Linked DNA regions of Homo sapiens: all the other regions are linked to region 1. Evidence: chromatin loops called from intact Hi-C (ENCODE). Cell type or tissue: GM12878. All regions are shown on one strand.

Region 1 (5,000 bases):
CAGCCTGGGCAACAGAGCGAGACTCCATCTCAAAAAAATAAAAAATAAAAAAATAAAAAATAGGAGAAGAAGAGACTCTGGGCCAATACTGGCTTCCCCCAAAACAGGGCTCTGATAAAAGCAGGGCTGGAGAACACGGCCTTAGACTTCCCATCAAAGTGTCAGCTGCTACTCCTTTTCCCCAAATCTCTGCCTATTCTTTCCGCAGAACCCAAGGATATGGTGCTAGGAAAGGCCAATTTGAAGCACATTTGCTAGAGAAAAAAAGAGCAAGCCAAGACAGTAAACCTGTCTATGCCTCCAAAGTGGAGCAGATAAGCCAGCTGGGCTACCCAAACCCCATGGTCAGGCAGAGGCAAGGCAGGGAGTGAAAGAGGAATGAGCAAAGTGGTCATGAATCTCTCATGTAGAGGGACAGTTCATCTCTGGCAGTCTTTCCTCCCCCTGTAGGGAGAGAGCCCGGACATGGGAGCATGAATGGTTTCGCAACACTCACCCCAGTGGGGAAGAGGGCTGAGAGAAGTTCTGTCCCCCATACAGACAGAGGCAGAAACAATGGGAGGAGAGGGACAAGTTTCCTCGCTCAACAGCAATGCCACAGCTGATGGAAAGAAAAGGACTGAAGGTCAGCCTTGAGACACCCTCATTCATCCCACCTTGTGTCCAGACCAGCCCTAATCTCTGCTTTTCTGATTGACCTGCCTTGACTTGGAGAGAACTTCCCAACGTCTTCTTCCTGCCTGTAGATCTGCTCAGCCTTGTCTCTCCATCTCCCTAGTTGACCTGTCTGTGCAGCAGGGACTCTGTAGCCACTCCCTGGGAAACCCTCAACTTGCTCAAAGAGACAATCGTCCTTGGTTGCCAGTCTTGTCACACTTCCTGAAGTGCTGATGAAAGACAGTGAGGGCCTAGGCGTGGTGGCTCACGCTTGTAATCCCAGCACTTTGGGAGACCAAGGCAGGCGGGCAACTTGAGACCAGGAGCTCACGACCAGCCTGGCGAACATGGCAAAACCTCGTCAATAATAACAATAATAATAATAATAATAATAATAATAAAATTAGTTAGGCTTGCTGGCACGTGCCTGTAATCCCAGCTACTCAGGAGGCTGAGGCACAAGAATTGCTTGAACCTAGGAGGCAGAGGTTGCAGTGAGCCAAGATCACATCACTGCACTCTAGCCTGGGCAACAGAGCCAAACTCCATCTCAAAAAAAAAAAAAAAAAAAAAAAAAAGAGAGAGAGAAAGAGAAGATCAGACAGGAGAGGAGACGAGGGGTTGGGCCAGAGGGATGAAATTTTGTTCCCAGGACACAGAACTAATCCCAAAATCAAGTTTCATAAATGACCTGCCCACTCTCTCCTTTAGACAATAAGCAATATAGATGATTTAATAAGGATCCCTAATAACCAACCAGAGGACTCCCTCCTATTTCAGAAAATGGCCTTAGTTATGAAATAGCCATAGATAACATATTTGGAGGGCCGGCCCCTTTTCTGGGAACTAAATTCTGCCCACAGTCCCTCTGCAGGGGCAGGTTTAGATGGCCATGACTTGCCTTAGGTTATTTTCCCCTCCCCTCCAGCTGCAGTTGATTGGACCAGGGGTGGTCACCTGATTTCAGAGAAGCTAATATAAGTTGGTGAGTTCAGCCAATCAGATTCTCCCTTGCATATGCAAAATGAGAGTATTTGGTGGTGGGCGTTTGAGAAAGGCCTCACAGAATGGGAGTTAGAGTTAATGACAGGGAAAACCCAAGCCACATGCAAGACAAAATTGGAGGGGAGAGGGTGGCCAGAGGAAGTGGAACAAGATGGTTTGCAAAGAGAATAAAGCAGACCAGGCGAGAAAAGCCAAGGTTGAGGAAAAATGGGAAGCGAGAAGAAGCGGGAAAGAGGATGGAAAGAAGGAAAGAGAAATGCAAAGAGACAGAGATATGGGAGGTGGTGGAGGAGGGAAAGAAATCTTCTTGGCTTCTTGTGGCTTCTCCATTACCAGCTTTAGTTTCTGAAAGGCATATCTTTATTTCTATTTCTGTAACCTGATTCCATGTCCTTTTAGTCATCATCTGTTTCTTTAAGTTTCTGTTTCTCACAACCATTGAGCTCTGACTCAAACTATGATCTTAGCCATTGTAGCAGGATGGGGCAACTTGAGAGAGTTGCAATCTGCCACTGGACATGCTCCATCAAGTGGAACAGGCACTGGAGCGACACAGCCAGTTGCAGGGACTAAACAAAATCAGGGGCAGGTTCCACATGGAAATCTGGGCAGATGAGCAATTGGCATCTGCAAAGAGATTGGCAGAGAACTGGGTCCTGGGCTGAGAGACAAGAAAGGGCAGGAAGGGAGAAGGGAACTGGTCAAGTCAAAGCTGGGTTCTAGTTCTGGACATACTGGGTAGGGATTCACCCAGATGGAGCCCATAACCAGAACCAGTGGCCAAGAGCTTGGGCGTTATCTTTTAAAGACCTTTATAGGAAAAAAAACTCTTAAAAAAAACAATAAATACCATTTTTGTAAGTGTCTCCAAAGGCACCACAGAGTTGGTGTCTTTATTTAAAGTGGTAGCTAATGCCAAGTCATTTCCTGCAAGCTTTGGAGGACTTGAACTCTAACTCCAAAGTGCCTGGGGCCTCTATCTCACTCCACAAATACTTTATCCTCTTGTAGTTTATTGTTGTTATTTGCAGTAGTTATGTTCTATAAAGTTGCCTCCAATGCTGAATTAGCAAACACTAAGCCATTGCTCCCAGGGGAAATATAGGGTTAGGTTCCTGCAAGCCTCTGGCCACATTTTCACCAACAGATCAATACATAACCTTATTTTGTGTGTGTTTTGCTTCAAGATGCCATATTTAGTATATATTGTTGCCTCATTAACAGTGAATTCACAGCCAACAGTGCAATAACTCATACCTGAACAGTTCATCTAATAAATGTATTTTCTTTAGAAGACCCCACTAGACAGCCCAACTGAACATTGAGGACCCCTGCCAATTTCTTGTACTCTCCTATGCTTCTGGGCCTTGCTACATGTTATTGCTGCTTCTCTAAGTATCTTTTCCAATCCTCCCTCCCCACAGACTCTTTCTACAACTTGCCCTGCCCCCTAATACCCTGACAGCTGGTGAACATCTACTCATTTTTCAGCCTTGGGTCCAGCACTACCTCCTCAGTGAAACTTTTGCTGAAAATCTAGAGTGTCAGAGGTTCTCCCTCACGATCTGTTTCTGTATTAGCACTAGAACTCTTACCATGCTAGTGGTATAATTCTTTACAAATGTGTAAAGAACTCTGATTCTTTTGGGGAAGAGAGCATTATGAATTATTAATTCTTGTAGCCATAGTGCGTAGCACAGTACCTGGCTCCTAAGAGTCACGCAATAAATATCTGATGAAAGAATCATCCAGGCTGGAAGGAAGCCCAGAGTCTGTGCTGGGCTAATAGCAATGGGGACTGTATCTGATTCTCAGCGAGCTTACCTGCTGATCAGACTTGGTCCTATCAGATGCTGAGCTTGCAGGAAGGGATCCAGCTGAGAAGAGAGGGGTCAACACCAGGTAGGGCCTGGGAGCATTCATCATTGCAGACAGGTGAGTACAGGTCACCATTAACTTTCAGTTGGAGGAGCGCTCATGTGCACTCACAATATGGGCAGCCAAGTTCTAGGCCTCGGAGGATCAGGCTGAATTGGTGGAGGGATCGAGATGTTGCAGCTGGAAATAAAAAGAGATACACGTATTATGCAATTGCACTTACTTACATAAAACTACTGAGAAATAATTTGCTTCATTACCATGCTACTAAAACTGCTAGTTGTAATGTTGGGTCAAATAAATAAGTTATACAAAAAGCCATATGTACAGATCATTGCTTTCCTAACTTTTTGTCTCCCTCCTTTTATTAGTTTACCCCCTGACCTCTATATTTTAAAAGATACTGTCATCCATCAGGGAAGTGGCATTTTTAGTAACTCTTTTTCCATTATTATTAGAGATACAGAACTGCCAATCAAGCTTCTGACCACCAAGAAATACCACTTGGATTTGCTCTATTCCAGCCAAAAGTAAAGAAGCTTGCTATTTACTCTCCTTAAGGTGGTTAAATATATTATTTCTACCTGGCTTTTAAAATATTGAAATACAGTTTGGGAGGTCGAGGCTGGCAGATCGCTTGAGCGAGCCCAGGAGTTTGAGACCAGCCTGAGTAATGTGGTGAAACCTCATCTCTACAAAAAAAAAAAAAAAAAAAATTTACTCTGGAGTGGCAGCATGCACCTGTAGTTTCAGCTACTCAGGAGGCTGAGGTGGGAGGATTGCTTGAGCCCAGGTGATAGAGGCTGCAGTGAGCTGAGATGGCACCACCGCACTCCAGCCTGGGCAACAGAGTGAGACCCTGTCTCAAAAAAAAAAAAAATTGGAATAACTTCCCTGTTACTCATTACTAAGAGTGTCATGGACCTCTTCAGAAACGCTGGGTTGAGAAAAACTGAAATCGATGTCTGAATTTGCTAGTGGTTCATGATGGTGGCAGAGATATGTGAAGACGCTACTTGGGTTTTTGCCCATGACTCACCCAGCCCAGGTTGAGGAAAACTGAAATCAACGTCTGAATTCGCCAGTGGCTCATGACAGCAGTGTAGATAAGTGAAGATGCGACTTAGGTTTTTGCCCATGACTCACCCAGCCCCGGTAAGGTGACTTTCAGCCTCTCTCCAGTGCTTTGTTCTCAATAGATCCAGATGATCCTCCTCAGCTGTCCCTACCCTTGGCATGGTGAGCTGTGAACTTTGGTTTTTCCTGTATTTTCCGCAGCCCCCTGCACAGTGGCAATCAATGTTGATTGAATGATCACATCTTCAATGGTGGCCCACAGCTCCCTGTGGTAAAGTGTAAAATTCTCTTGTCTAAGGTCCCTCTTGTGATGTTCCTAGGGTCTCTGGGCGCTTTTTGCTGAGAAGATGTACAAGAAACGGCCAACCCTGTGCTAGAGAGTT
Region 2 (5,000 bases), 100 kb before region 1:
AAAGATCTAGATCAGGGCTTCTCAAAGTGTGGCCCCCTGACCAGCACCACCAGCATCAGTTGTATACTTGTTGGAAATGCATATTCCAAGGCCCCACCTCAGACCTGCTGAATCGGAAACTCTGGAGTTGAAGCTCAGGAATGTGTATTTCAACAGACTATCTAAGAATTATGATGTATGCCGAAGTTTGAAAACCACTAGGGAAGAGGAAGGGGTGGCTTTATCCAGCACACAGATGGAGAAGTTCTCCTTAATGAGAAGAGTGACCCTACTTCCTTTTAGACAAGAGGAAAGGAGAAAAAGAAGAAGAGGAGAAAGATGGTATCAGATAGATAGCCTCAGGCTTTCTGTAAGGTCACCTGCTGAGAACAAAGACTTGGGATATTTGGGGAGCTTAAAGCGTGAGTGTGTTCATTCCAGCCTCCAAACCCTGGCCTCTTCTTTAGGCTTTGTCTGATATGTCCTCTTGCTTCTTCATTCCCCATCCAGATCCTGTGTGTAAGATCACATGCAGTTCCACCTTCTTCAGGATACCTTCCCCAACTTGTCCAGTCCACAGTGATTACTCCTTTGGTAGTACCTTACTTACATAGGGCCATCGGTAATTCTTTTGTTTCATTTGAATGTCTTGTCTTCCGAATATGACTGTATGTTCCTTTTGACGATTATGATTTTGCTACTTGAGGAACATGTCCTCATTGTACTGCTGCTCACAGCATCCACTGAGGCTTCAATAACATTTATAGACAGACGACTCCCAAATTAGGAAGTCAACGGATCAATATCCCCTTTCATTCTGAGTTTTCAATTCCAGATTTAGATGGTGTCCTTTTCTCTAAGTGTTTAAAACACTTTCTTAGAGAGGCTTCTATGATATGGAAGTTTAAAACTCTATAAAAGATAAGGAAAATTGGAGGAGAAAGTGGCAAATAGGAAATCATTTGAAAGAAGAGAAGTGATTCACTGGTTTGGGTAAACACTGTAAATGACTTGAACACTGTAAACACTGTAAATGGCCCTCTACAAGAGTGAGCTGTGCCAACATAGACTTTGAGAAGTGACATAAAAGAAACTGTGGGAAAGGATACTGGAATCCTCTGTAAAGAATGCCTATAATAGCCATACAAAGAACATGGCTGCCTTCCCTACTGCTGGTAAGATAGCTTGTTTTTGAAGTTCATTACATTTAGCAAGCATGATCAAGAATTCTATCAGTGCACTACTTTCACAAATACACAAGAAACTACCTTTTTAACAGCAGAGTTTAAAACCAAGACTCAGCCGGGCACAGTGGCCCACACCTGTAATCCCAGCACTTTGGGAGGCTGAAGCGGGTGGATCACTTGAGGCCAGAAGTTTGAGACCAGCCTGGCCAACATGGCGAAACCCCGTCTCTACTATAAGTACAAAAATTAGCTGGGCATGGTAGCACATGCCTGTAATTTCAGCTACTAGGGAGGCTGAGGCAGGAGAATTGCTTGAACCCAGGGGGCAGAGGTTGCAGTGAGCTGAGATTGCGCCACTGCACTCCACCCTGGGTGACAGAGCAAGACTCTGTCTCAGAAAACAAACAAACAAAAAACAGGACTCACTCCCCTACAGCCAGGAGTCTGAAAATATAAAGGTAAACAAAGAAGTACTAAACATGAGAATATGAGAAAATAAATTCTTTAAACCTCTATAGGGAGAGTTATCTGTGATCACTGCAATGAAATACAAATTAGGGTGAACCCATTTGACATTAGGTTTTATTACAAACTTGAAACAGAGACTCTCTGTTTGAGAAATTCTTTCAGTGTGAGTTTTGCATCACAAGGTAAAAATCCTATCAGAAATTGACTTGGTTTTGTTTTTCAGATTGAAACCCCAAACTCAAAGCCAGAATGAAAGGACATAAGTTAGTACAAGAATAAGGGAAGGGAAACTAATATTTCTTGAGCACCTATAATGTGGTTTCATTTACTCCATCTCTTTCAATTCTTAATGAGTCCTGTGATGCAACTCTTACTGTCTCTTTTTTACAGATGAGGGCAATGATACTCAGCATCTCTCATCTTCACTGCCTTGCGTTTGAACTCAGAGCTATCCAGCTACAAAGCCCATGCATTCTTTCTGCTATACTATACCTGTTAAACTTCATAGGTTTGGCATGTCCATAGCTGTTATGATTTTTCTTTATTTTTAAAATTAGAGACAGGATCGTACTTTGTCATCCAGGCTGGAGTACAGTGGCAAGATCATAGCTCACTGTAACCTCAAATTCCTGGACTCAAGTGATCCTCCTGTCTCAGACTCCTGAGTAGCTAGGACAACAGGTACATACCACCACAACTGGCTAATTTTTTATTTTTTTTGTAGAGACAGGGGTCTCACTATGTTGCTTAGGCTGGTCTCAAACTCTTGGCCTCAAGCAATCCTCCCACCTTGGCCTTTCAAAGTGCTGGGATTACAGGCATGAGCCATAGTGCCCAGCCAAGATTTTTCTAAAACATGGAGAATTCTATAATGATTATTGATTTTGTAATGTTTCTGCTTACAAAATTGTATTTTACTTTGTAATGAATTTTGAATGGAAATAAGATTTTAATATTGTGATGAAATAAAATGGAGAGAATATAAATTTTACTTTGGTGTCAGTGTAATTACAAGCAACATGTTGACATGATTTGATGTCTGGTAGAACCATCCTTTACATGTCTTCGCACATGAATGTTATGCTTTAGATGGTAAAACTTATATAGGTAAGGGTCCTACTTGTATGCGCCTTGCTCTTTTTCAGAAAGCATTTTCTGTTCAGTTTGTTTAAAAAACAGTTTTGTAGCTGGGACTATAGGCACATGTCACCATGCCCAGCTTGGAGTTCTAATTTGAATTTCCCTAGGGACTAATGATGTTGAATATATTTTCATGTACTTATTTGCCATTCACGTATCTTCTCTGGTGAAGTGTCTGTTCAAATGCTTTGCTCATTTTTTAAAAAATTGGGTTGCTTGTTTTTCTTATCATTGACATACTCTGGGAGTTCTTTATATATTCTGGATATAAGCTTATATCAGATACTATATATGATTTGCCATTTTCTTCCAGCCTGTAGCTCGTCTTCATTCTCCTCACAGGATCTTTCAAAGTGCAAATGTTTTTAATTTTAATAAAGTCTGATTTACCAATTTGTTCTTTTAAGGATCAAGACTCTTGTGTGTGTCTAAGAAATCTTTACCTAACTCAAGGTTACAAAGATTTTCTCCTGCATTTTCATCTACAAGTTTTATAGTTTTGGGTTTTACATTTAGGTTTATGATTCATTTTGCATCAATATTTGCATATGGTGTGAGATATAGATTGAAGTTCTGTTTTTAAAAAATGGAGACTCAATTGTTAAAACATCATTTCATCCTTTGCTCACCAAATTGCCTCCATTTACTTAGGTCTTATTTAATTTCTCTCATCCATTGTCAGAATTATCTTTAAGTGTTTCATATTTTTATGCTATTATAAACAGAATGGTTTTTTAATGCTGTTGTAAACAGTATAAAATTGGAAATTCCAACTTCCAATTATTTGTTGATTTTATGAAGAAATACAACTGATTCTTGTACATTGATCTTGTATCCCACAATCCTACTAAAGTCACTTATTAGTTCTAGAAGCTTATTTTTGTATATCTCTTTATACAGAAAGGGACTGTAATCTCCAGTGCAGTGTTGAAGAATGAAAGAAAACATACTTTTCTTATGCCTGACGTTAGGAAGAAAGCATCGGGTCTTTCACCATTAAGTATGATGTTAACTATAGGTTTTTCATAGATGACCTTTTTCAGGCCAAAGAATTTCCTTTCTATTTTTAGGTTGCTGAAAGTTTTTAGCAGGAACAGACATTAATCTTTGTCAGAAGCATTTTCTGCCTTTATTGAGATGATCATATGTTTTTTCTTTTTTGGCTTGCTAATATAGTAGATTATATTGATCAATTTTCAAATGTTAAACCAACCTTCTTATATTCTTAAGATAAGCCCCACTTGATCATGATGCATTGCCATATGTATGTTCATATGTATATTATGGACAACTTTGGATATGTTGTATTAATATTGCATAAATATTATCCTCTTAATATTTATGGACTCTGTATTGATGGCACCTCTCATATTCATGATATTGGTGATTTATATCTTCTCCCTTTTTTCCTGATAAGTCAGGCTAGAGGTTTATCAATTTTATTGATCTCAAAGAATCAGTGTTTGGTTTCATTGATTTTTCTCTATTATTTTTCTGTTTCCCTTTTTATTCACTTCTGCTCTAATCTTTATTACTTCTTTTTTTTTTTCTGGTCAAGTTTAACTTACTCTTCTTTTTCTTGAATATTTAGCTAGAAACTGAGTTCACTAATTGAGACCTTTCCTAATAATAGCCATTTAGTGCTATTAATTTCCTCTAAGTACTTCATTCGTGGCATCCCATAAATTTTGATGTGTTGTATTTTCATTCAACGCAAAATAATTGTCAGTTTATGTTTTCATTTATTCTTTGGACCCCAGGTTATTTAGAAGTATATTATTTATTTTCCAAATATTTGAGAATTTTACAGAGATTATTGATTTCTAGTTTAATTCCATTGTGGTCAGGAAACATTCTTTTTTTTTTTATTTTTATTTTTGAGACAGGTTCTCGCTGTGATGCCCAGGCTGGAGTGCAATGGTGCAATCTCAGCTCACTGCAACCTCTGCCTCCTGGGTTCAAGCTATTCTCCTGCTCCAGCCTCCTGAGTGGCTGGGACTACAGGCATGCACCACCATGCCAGGCTAATTTTTGTATTTTTAGTATAGATGGTGTTTCACCATATTGGCCAGGCTGGTCTCAACTTCTGACCTCAAGTGATCCACCCCCTCAGCCTCCCAAAGTGCTGGATTACAGGGATGAGCCACCATGCCCAGCCAGGGAACATATTTTTTGTATGACTAGAATCATTTTAAATTTATTGAGACTTACACTATGACCCAGAAT
Region 3 (5,000 bases), 55 kb before region 1:
GATGTTTTAACTGACCCAGAGGAAACAGTGCTCAATCAGTGAGACCTGACCAGAGAATAAGAGGCCGATTTCAGTGAACTCCCATAAAATGGATATTTTGCTAGCCAGAAGCATGGGAAATTGTGTGTGTGTGTGTGTGTGTGTGTGTGTGTGCTTAAAATAAAATCCAATGGTAAAGCATATTTGCATTAAAATATTACGCTAACCAAGGCTGGTAAGAACTGTAAATTATTGGAGTGGCGTAATAGAGCATGAGATTTTTTTTTTTAAGACAGGCCTTCGGGGTAATAGCAAGGGTTGAGGCTCACGACAGTGCCAAATAAGCTTTAGACAGCATAATAGTCTGCAAAGAAAGCCACAGAGCACTAATGTGAAGGAAGAGCTGTCCACCACATGCAGCAAAAATCACCAAAGGTCATTTTATGGTAGCAATTGTGACATAAAATTGGTGGTCATGCTACATGTCTAATACTCAGCACAGCTTTATAAATGATGGGCCCCTAGCGATGGCTGTCATTAAGTGCTTTCATCATAATAAACTTTAAACTGTTGGCTTTATGAATCGCCAGCTAGCTTCAGCTGTTCGTTGGATGGAGCTTGCAGTGCCTTAAGTGTGACAAGACCTATTAGGAATTGCAACCATGTTTCAAGCGTACTTGGCTTCCCCACTCCTGGGGTGATTGCTGCCTATTAAACGGCGTCTGGGAAGATTTTCCTCCAGCAATCTCTGATCAAGAGCTTTTTTGGGCTTTGACCTGCATTTCCTTCAAGACTTTCTCTGAGGAGTTTTATAAGAGCAAAACTCCAGAGCATTTATAGCCACTTCTGATTAATACCTTTCCAGTTTTTCTAGCAACTCTCCCACTGCTGCATAGAGAAAAGCTTTCATTGTTCCTGAGGTGCTTATTTGTGACCTTTTTTCTGCTTCCTGATTCCCTCTAACGTGTTCTCTCAGTGAAATCCTCGGGGTGGAACCCAGACAGTTGGTGAAGTTGTTACAGCTGGAGAGACAGAGAAGGAAAGAGAGAGGCTGTTATATTTTTAAAGGATTACATGCAGAGCAGCCTGGCCCCGCCCATTTAAATACTAATGTGACGTCACCTGCCGCCCGCTGTACCAAACGCATCCTTAATGAGCCCTCGGTGTAAATTGAGCCGACACATAAAGATTTCATGATTCAAATTACACTTTCATTAACCTTTAGCATGGGAAGTCTTTTAGTTTCTATAAATCTTACAGTGGCTTACCGTCTGTCCTACTGATGTGAATAATAGATGTTCGGAGAATCACTCTTTAAAAACCAGTGTTATTTAATTTACAAGGGCTAAATACATATTTCAGACTCACTTAGCAAGAACTTTATTTACTTCTTGTTGCTTGTTCTGACTTTGAGGCCACCCCTCATCCTCCCACCCCGTTTTCTTCTGCTTGACTCAGATGTTTTGGAGATGGTAAAAGCTTTCAATGTCTAAGTCCCTGTCTTAATACTCTTATTTGTCTTTCTTTTAGGCTAAGTAGTGTCCTAAAGATAGTTCAGGGAATGTCTCAGGTGTGGACCATTACACAATTAAATTAGCAAACCTCAGAGGGCTTGGATTAGAACCCGGCAGGGAACACTTGGGGATTCGAGGGCAGAGCCAAGCTTTCTGAATGGCAGTGGCTCTCCCAGGAACAGCAAGGGTTGGCCCGCTTGGTAGTCTCAGTCACAGACTTGTCTTACCAGATAAAGTATTGCAGGCACTCTTTTTTTCTCCTGGGAGTGAACAGGAAATACATTAGTGAATGTGTCAAGCCGAAGGGAAAACAGGAGTTGGAGGGCTCGTGGCTTTTCACATACAAAGGCATCCGCCATCCCACCACGGGAGCCGGCCAAGGGTGGACAAGTGCATTTTGAGGCTGCTGCCCAGGTGCAAGGGGAGGGGGCGGGGCGGGCCGCAGAATGCCCCCGAACAAAGGCGCCTCCAGGGGCCTGTGCAGAGGTCACCTGCTGCCTCCAGGGCAGATTAAGGAGGACTGCAGAGGGCATTTGGAGGAAATGGTGCTGTGCTTCTTTGGGAAATCAATTCGTCCCACCCTTAATAGGGCATTTTGCCCTCCCTCTTTGGGAGTCCCAGGCGAACATGCTTCCAGGTCTCTCAAAATCAGTTATAACAGACCCACGTTTGAAGAGGCGGCACCTTTCCCTGCCTGCGTTCCTTCAATAGCCTGTGCCCCCTGAGAATCTCTTTCTGCTCTCTGCAACATCTCACTTCCCTTTTCTCTCTTCTTTGGGCTCCCCCGCCCCTCTCTACCGAGGCCTCTTTCATAATTAGGCTGAAAGTGGAACTTTCCCCCACTCCCTTACTTTGAGATTTCTTTTTTCCCAGTGACCTGGGCTGCACTTTGCCCCCACTCCCTGCCTGCCAATCTCTTCAGGGTTAGGGCCTCTCTCTTTCCATTCTTGCCGCTCCCCCTCCTTGAGAGCTCCGGGAGGCCCAGCCTCCCTGAATCCGATCGGCTTCCAACACAGCAGCCCCCCTGTGGAGGAAGGAAGAGGCCTCCTCAGAATGAATGGCTGGTAAGGAGGTTTTTAATTTGTCTGGAGCTACAAGAAAAAGGCCTCAGAGCAGCGTTCCCTCCCTCACCTCTGCCGCCCACGCTGGGCCACTCTGCCTTCCCGGTGGGCACCGAGGCCGCACCATCCCAGGCCAGGTCCATGGTGAAAGCTGGGCGGTGGGATCTGAAAATGTTGGCTTGTTGTCTGGGCATCACCTGTGCAATCTAGAATAAGGACTCGGCTTTGTATATGAAATTCTACTTTTTGATGGTTTGCAGCCTACCAATGTGAGAAAGGTAGAAGCTGAACACGATGTGACTGTCAGACTAGGTCGGAAAGTGAGCTCAGGCCATCACTGTCTTGATCTGCAGTCTGCCTTCTGATGGCCGAGCTCTCCTTGAGCTTCAGGGAATGTCACCATGCTGTTCCCAACCCAGAAGGCAGTACATTTAAAAGCTTTGCCCACCTGACCTATGGTTCCACCTCCAGGTACATTAGCCTTCATTTTCCTCCACAGGCTTTATTTTTAGGAGCAGAGGCCACATCCCTGATCCAGCCTACATTTTGAGTGGATCTCTCACTGTCCCTCTGTCTCTCTCTCAAGCAGCATCTCATGATGCCAAGCGAGAGCAAGTATGAAGCAGCTTGGAGGAGAATGAAGCCGCTCACAGCTTCTGAGTGTCCAGAGATCTTTCCTCTCTCCAGGGATACTCCTGGTTGGCCCACCTTCTGCCCCATAAGATGAGAACCTCGGCTCTGGGCTGGGTGACAGAGGTTTTGAGTCTCCAGCTTGCATTTCTGCCAGCTGTTAGTGGTTTTCCCTCACCTCACAGCCAGGTGCTGCTTCTGGGTCCTCTCACACACACCCTCACCCCCAAGAGACTAGATAAACCATCAGTGGTTACAATAATCTCAATATGAATATGATACTGTAGGTATTTATCCAGCTCTACCCTTGTGGTAGATTGGTGGGGTTGGGGAATAGCAACAGTACTTTCCAGCTCCTTCCATCAAGAAATGGACTCTTTCTTCACTCCTTGATTCTGAACTTGGCTTGGCTTGCTTTGGCCAAGGAGACATTAGTAAACATGAGTACAAGCGGAGGTTTGAAAATCACTTGTGCATTGAGGTTTGTCCTATCTTGATGTTTTTGGAACCCAGCTACCATGTGAAAAAACCCAGGCTGTGCTGCTAGACAGTGGAGACATGTGGCCTAGTCACCCCCATTATTCAGCCATGAGCCACTGAACGGCAGTGGCTCTCCCAGGAACAGCGAGGGTTGGCCTGCTTGGTTGTCTCAGTCGCAGACTTGTCTTACCAGATAAAGTATTGCAGGCTCAACTCTTTTTTCCTGGGAGTGAACAGAAAACGAGGACCAAACAGCCCCTGGGAGATGCAGCTCTGGCTGCAGCTGTGTGAGTGGGCCAGGTGAGCCAGCAGAAGAACTGCCCAGCTGAGCTCAACCCAAATTGCCTGCTCACAGAACATGAGCTAAAAATGGTGGTGTTTTAAAGCAACTACATTTGGGGCAGTCTGTTAACTAAGTGATGAGCAACCGATAACTCATGCAGTTCTAGATCTATTCTCTGGGGGTACTTTTCTGCGTCCTTACGTTTAACTTTTGATACAATGTTTTGCCTAAAATGTGGTGAGTTACATAGTGACTAACATTTCAAAAACACAAAAATAGGATGCAAGTACCACAGGCCTCATTTACCCTTCAGAAATTGAACCTATTACAGAGGCACATCACTCTCAGGCTACTGAGAGAGGACACCAGAGAAAGTGGGCTACAGGAGAAAGAACAATGAACCTTGAATCAGAATACCTAGTCCAGCCTGGACTCTACCAGTACCAAGCTGGTGATTGTAGGCAAGCTGCTTAATCTCTGTGGACATCAGTTTCCTCTTCTGTAACATAGGAGAGCTGAACGACATAATTTGAATTCCCAGTTCATGCTAACTTCTGAAGTATTTGAGATAAAAAACATTCTATTATGAGGACCAGAGATATTGGCCACCTCAGGGAGTTAGAATTCTCTGGTACTGTCAGAGAGTTGTCAGACATTTAGCTTGGCCCTAGAGAATATGTAATACATTGCAGGGGACTTTCTCCCATGAGGTTCTGGGGTGGATCCCAATGTTTCACCTTCCTCTGCCCCAGGCTGAACATTGCAGGGCTACCTCAGGTACCACTGCGGGGGAAGGGAGGAGTGGTGGGGGCCCAAACTCCTCCATTTTTATTCACTGATCTAATCAATACAGACATACTTTTATCACACTTAGGAGATAATTGCATTTTTTTTTTTTTCCAAATTGAAGGTCTGTGACAATTCTTTGAGCAAGTCTATTGGCTCCATTTTTCCAACAGCATGTGCTCACTTCATGTCTCTGTCACATTTTTGTAATTCTCACAATATTTACTTTTTCACTATTAAATTGTTATGGTGATCTGTGATCAGTAA
Region 4 (5,000 bases), 260 kb before region 1:
GCACATGCCTGTAATCCCAGCTACTCAGGAGGCTGAGGCAGGAGAATTGCTTGAACCCAGGAAGCAGAGGTTGCAGTGAGCCGAGATTGCGTCATTGCACTCCAGCTTGGGCAACAAGAGTGAAACTCTGTCTAAAAAAAAAAAAAAAAAAAGAAAAGAAAAAGAAAGAACACAGGTGGGAGAAAGGAGAAACAGAAGCAAAGGAAGACACAGGGAATCTGAAGTAGAGTATAGAAGTTGTGAGACATAGTGTTCAGTAGCCTCAATATATTTCAATAACTTGGGAAGCAGTCATCTGCTAAAAATGAGAGGGCAGGGACAAGTCTTCCTGGTGGAGAATAATTTGTTGTAATAAAAGCAGCTTGTTAGATTACATGAGGGTCCAGCGTGAATGTGATCAGTGGTCAAAGTCAATGTGATTTTGTGACTTACACTGATAGCATTCAGCAACCACAGGAGTAGGTGAGGACAGTGTGGTTGGTGAGATTATTCAGGTCTGAGGAGTGGCATGTTAGGATTAGTGAGAGAAAGGTCAAAAATAAAAGTAAGTGTGCTGTGGAGGCTAGAGTGCTACCATTTGCTCAGAAATAGCCTCACTTGCACAGTTTTAAAAATGCAACTCAAAAGATAATTATTGACAATTAAATAGCCCCATGGCTTCAACACTAATCATAACAAAACAAAAATACTGCAAGGAATGTTCATTCATTCCATTTTTGTGGAAAGAATACCTGTGTTAGATGCTGGAACTGTTTTCAAGGAGCTCATTTCTAAAAAATTTACTTTCTTGGACCATTTATCCAAAGAAGAAATGCCGTTTCTTCAAAGATGTGTGTTTTTCAAATCTGCACTATCTTCTGTAAGCATTCTGGTTAAATAATTCCCCAGGATAGGAAAGTCACTTTGATGCTGGTTGTACAAGGGAAATGCCATGAATTCCCAGATGCTTTTAAAATACAGGTGGGTTATAAAGACAAAGGTGATGCAACTTGTTGAATGTCTCATTTTTAAATTATAACTTTCAAAGGAGTGAAGGACTTGCCATCCCAAAATATGTCAAACTGGCATATTAATTATTTTGAAAACATTGGAGAAATTGTAGTTTCAGAAAGGGGTAGCTGACCTGCATGCAGCAAGCCATAAAGCTTCTTCTGTGGCTCATGCCTGTAATCTCAGCACTTCGGGAGGCCAAGGCAGGAAGATCGTTTAAGTTTAGGCATTAGAGACCAGCCTAGGCAACATGATGAGACCCCATCTCTACAAAAAATATGGAAATTAGCCAGGTGTGGTAGTACATGCCTATAGTGGCAGCTACCTGGGAGGCTGAGATGGGAGGATCATCTGAGTCTGAGAGGTCCAGGCTGCAGTGATCTATGATCACACCACTGCACTCCAGCCTGAGAGACAGAGTGAGACCCTGTCTCAAAAAAAATGAAAGAAAGAAAGGACGGGGAGGGGGAGAGAGAGGGAGAGGGAGAGGGAGACAGAGAGGGAGAGGGAGACGGAGAGGGAGAGGGAGATGGAGAGGGAGAATATTCCTTTGGACGAGATCCTCCCTTTACTAGAGCCAGGAAATAGCTCTTATCAACCAGAGGCTGGGAACAGGGGGCTGCAGTGGACCCAATTAAATATATTTTCCAAAGTAACCCTTATCTTCTACTAGTTTTACACCCCGCTTGTATCTCCTAGTGACTCCCCTAGGAATTTATTGCCCGTAGACAGATCGCCTTTGTCCTATCATTTCTTCTTAAGTTTATTATTCTTCATCCAAAAAGTATAAAAGCATCTTGCTTTGGCCACTTCTTCAGACTTCACTCTCTTGTGAAGATCCCCATGTACATGTAAAACTAATAAAATGTGTATGCTTTTCTCTTGTAAATCTGCCTTGTGTCAATTTGGTTTCTAGATCCAGCTGAAGGGCCCACATGAGAGCTCAGGCGGGTTGGAGGTGATCTCTCATTACCTACACGTTATATAAATTCAGCATAGGAATAATGGTTGAGGGTAAATTAACATTGTTAAAAAGAATACACCGTAACATAAAGTACTTTAACATTTATAATATGAGACCATTTATTAAAGAAAATACCATTATATAATAATGAGGCTAATAATTTCATATGGAAATAATACTGTATTAATTCGATGTATTCATACTAACAGTGAACATGATATTTTAAATTTTGCTGTCACATAATTATGCTGCTGCTTTATGAAATGTTATACTGTCACCTAGAAAAACCCTTATTTGAGTGTAGATCTGCGATCTTCAGCCTCATATGGCAGGTTGTAATGTGTTACTGAGGTATTTTTAAGTGAAGAGGTGGGAAAAACTCCTGGCTGAGTCATAAAACTGAGGATTCTTTCTTTCCTAATCTGCCTGGAGCAAAGCTGTCTAGGCTAACACTGGCCTTTAGCAAAGAACTGAAACACTTTCCTAGTTCTACAAGGCAAATTGGGTAATGGGATGTGGTATTGGGTAATGGGATGTGGTGTTAAGTTTGGAATGAGGAGATATCTTAGGGTTGTGAGTCATGGTCCGTATTATTTTTAAGTTGTTGCTTAAAAATAAAAAAGCAACAAAAAGCAATCAAAGGGAAAGTGAGAGTTAGAAGAAGTTGAAGACCAAATAATTTTGTACTAGTCAGTAAATAGTAGTATTGTGACTACAAATGACTATTTGGTACAGGCATCTTAACTCCTCAGCTCTGTTAGCACTGATTAAAAGTGAAAAAGTTGATTCATTGTGTATTGGAATAAATAATGTCTCAAAGTTTACGCAGTGGTGGAAGTGAAACCAAAATACAAAGCTCCATTTGTGACTGAAGTTTGCTAACATTTCAAGAAGTAGGTTGAAGTGACAGTGGGTAATAGGAAAAGCAGACATATTTCTTTGCCATGAGATTTTATAGCTGTCATTGGCAGTGTGTTTTCTTAAACTGATATCAGCTACCATTTATACACTTAACAATTTCTGGTCAGATTAGGGCAGAAGGTTGTGGTACCCACATATATAAAATAGTATAATAATGTTCTATTTTTTTTTTGGAACAAATTTGTTACATGAAATGTCAGATGAGTCATTTTGCTCATGTCAGGTATTTAAAAGTAATGGAAAGATGCCAACATGGAAGCCCAGTAATTCATGCGCTGGTGTAATGGAGCAAATGAAATGCAAAGCTCTTGTACAGGTCCAATTTCAGCACCAAACGCTTACCTGTCAGTCAGCAAAATTGTCCCTGAATAAAAATGAACCCCATCTGAGAGGCAAAGCATTTTAATGTACATCACATTCTTTGACTCTATTGCGAGGTAGAAGCTGCATGGAAAGAAAGAGAATGCTGTTGAAAAAGACATTTAACAGCAACCTCTGAGCATGCTGAAAATCTCACTCGCATTACTGCCCACAAAAGGTTTTTGGTTTGCCCTTTCTCTCCTGAGCTATTGACAAACTCTTGAGCATTGCTGCCCTCCCCGGCTCTGTGTCTCTTATCTACATGGAAAGGCAGCTGATTTACTCCAGACAGTGAGAGATTTGGCCACTCAGGGATGTGGAGACCAAGTTTTAGACAGGTAACTTTATTGCTGCCTGGGTGCAGCTGGGGGATGTATTTATGGACGTGACAATTAAAAGTGTGTGTTGCACAAATCGAAAGTCAGACATACCCTTGTATAAATGATTATTGTGGTCCAAAGTGACTGCCATTTCTTTTGGAAAGCCTTTCATTTGGAATCAGTTCCCAGTTTTCTATATGAGCAAGCATCTTACAGAAATGAGGTGTCCTAGTTTTTTTTAGACCCAATTCCTGTGGTTTTTAAAAAGCAAATGGGAAAGTTAAGAATTTGTGTGCTTCAGTGCCCACGCACCCAGGGATTCTTGTACCCTACCTCTAGGAGTCATGATTTGTTCTACCTTTGAAATGTCTGTTTTCCATTTCTGTGTTTTAAGACTCTAAGTGCTTATAGGAACCCAAGCAGCTATTGAAAACCAGTAATGACTAGTTCTTCTAAATGCTAATGATTGAGAATGAACTAGCAATCAGGGCTCAAAAATAAAATAAAATAAAATAAAGTAAAATAAAATAAAGTGTGCTGAATTAGAAACGATAATAATTAAATCAAGCCAAGGTGCCCTATACTTATGACTGCACTAATGCTTGAAAAATTATGAGTACAGAGAAAATTTACATAAATCCTCTTTAAATGATGTATGTGAAAAAAAAGAAAGAAGGAAAAACCATGGTCACAGGACTGAATTTATTTTAATCCCCTGGTTCAAGTGGTCCTAGAAATAATCATACTTGTATCAATCTATATTGCATGACTTTTGTAAGATGTGAAAATAGTGTTTTTCACTAAATTGTCACTTATTATTGTTCATTTAGGGCCACTAACATAGAAAAATTTCTCAGCTACAGTGTCAAAAGAATAGGGACAATTTGATGTTTTCTTTTGATGCTGTTTGTTGATATCTAGACCACTGTAGCTTGATTGCCTAACATTAAACCTATAATAACAGTGCAATCATAGCAGTATCATCATGAATGTTGTTACAATAGAAACAACATTTACACGGCTTCAGAATGGTAATTATCAAACTTTTTGTCATGAAGCGCTTATTTGCTAGCATTGATCTGCCCCGGTCAGTTGTTAGCTCTTCTCATCTGAGGTGTATTGATTGTATAATCAGTAGATAGAGGCTGTGGGCAGATGAAATTCAGTGTTGTTGGGCAAATTATCGGCTGCTTGCCTGTTGACCTGGACCCTGCTGGTTGTACCTTAGATGCTGGTGGGATTATTACTCATTTCAGTGACCCTACTTTATGACAGAGCACTCTGTATTATTATAAAAGATAAATGCCATCCTGCTTGCTGTGGTTGTGGTTGACTACACAAATGTCAGAATATAGCTAGTCTGCAAACTAGGCAGTGCAAGTATGTTTCCGATGAGATCAAAAGGAGAAATTTTCAAAGATTACCTTTTCTGAATTTGTCTCTTT

Evidence for each region. Hi-C counts contacts between places; a loop is a spot of excess contacts. Peaks named below come from ENCODE experiments on the same cell type or tissue, not always from the same donor. Only the 100,000 strongest peaks of a DNase experiment are listed, where the experiment ranks them.
Region 2: it touches region 1 in a loop (3-fold over the local background); 1 of 110 quality-filtered maps calls a loop at or near these places.
Region 3: it touches region 1 in a loop (6-fold over the local background); 1 of 110 quality-filtered maps calls a loop at or near these places.
Region 4: it touches region 1 in a loop (2.3-fold over the local background); 1 of 110 quality-filtered maps calls a loop at or near these places.

What each region holds. Positions count from the first base shown.
Region 1 is chr2:44,831,728-44,836,727 of GRCh38, forward strand. No RefSeq gene overlaps it. Among named protein-coding and RNA genes, the nearest start is that of LINC01833, 100 kb to the right of the region's middle. RefSeq lists an enhancer at 1,950-2,059. In GM12878, no CTCF peak of the experiment used is centred here; DNase peaks (open chromatin) are centred at 1,724, 2,114 and 4,594; H3K4me3 peaks cover 551 bases; H3K27ac peaks cover 3,308 bases.
Region 2 is chr2:44,729,780-44,734,779 of GRCh38, forward strand. The region is part of intron 7 of CAMKMT (calmodulin-lysine N-methyltransferase); the gene reads left to right. Among named protein-coding and RNA genes, the nearest start is that of LINC01833, 210 kb to the right of the region's middle. In GM12878, no CTCF peak of the experiment used is centred here; a DNase peak (open chromatin) is centred at 1,972.
Region 3 is chr2:44,776,621-44,781,620 of GRCh38, forward strand. No RefSeq gene overlaps it. Among named protein-coding and RNA genes, the nearest start is that of LINC01833, 160 kb to the right of the region's middle. In GM12878, a CTCF peak has its summit at 2,543; DNase peaks (open chromatin) are centred at 2,251 and 3,421; H3K4me3 peaks cover 2,557 bases; H3K27ac peaks cover 2,536 bases.
Region 4 is chr2:44,576,195-44,581,194 of GRCh38, forward strand. All of the region lies in intron 3 of CAMKMT (calmodulin-lysine N-methyltransferase), which reads left to right. Among named protein-coding and RNA genes, the nearest start is that of CAMKMT, 220 kb to the left of the region's middle. In GM12878, no CTCF peak of the experiment used is centred here; a DNase peak (open chromatin) is centred at 2,777; H3K4me3 peaks cover 890 bases; H3K27ac peaks cover 748 bases.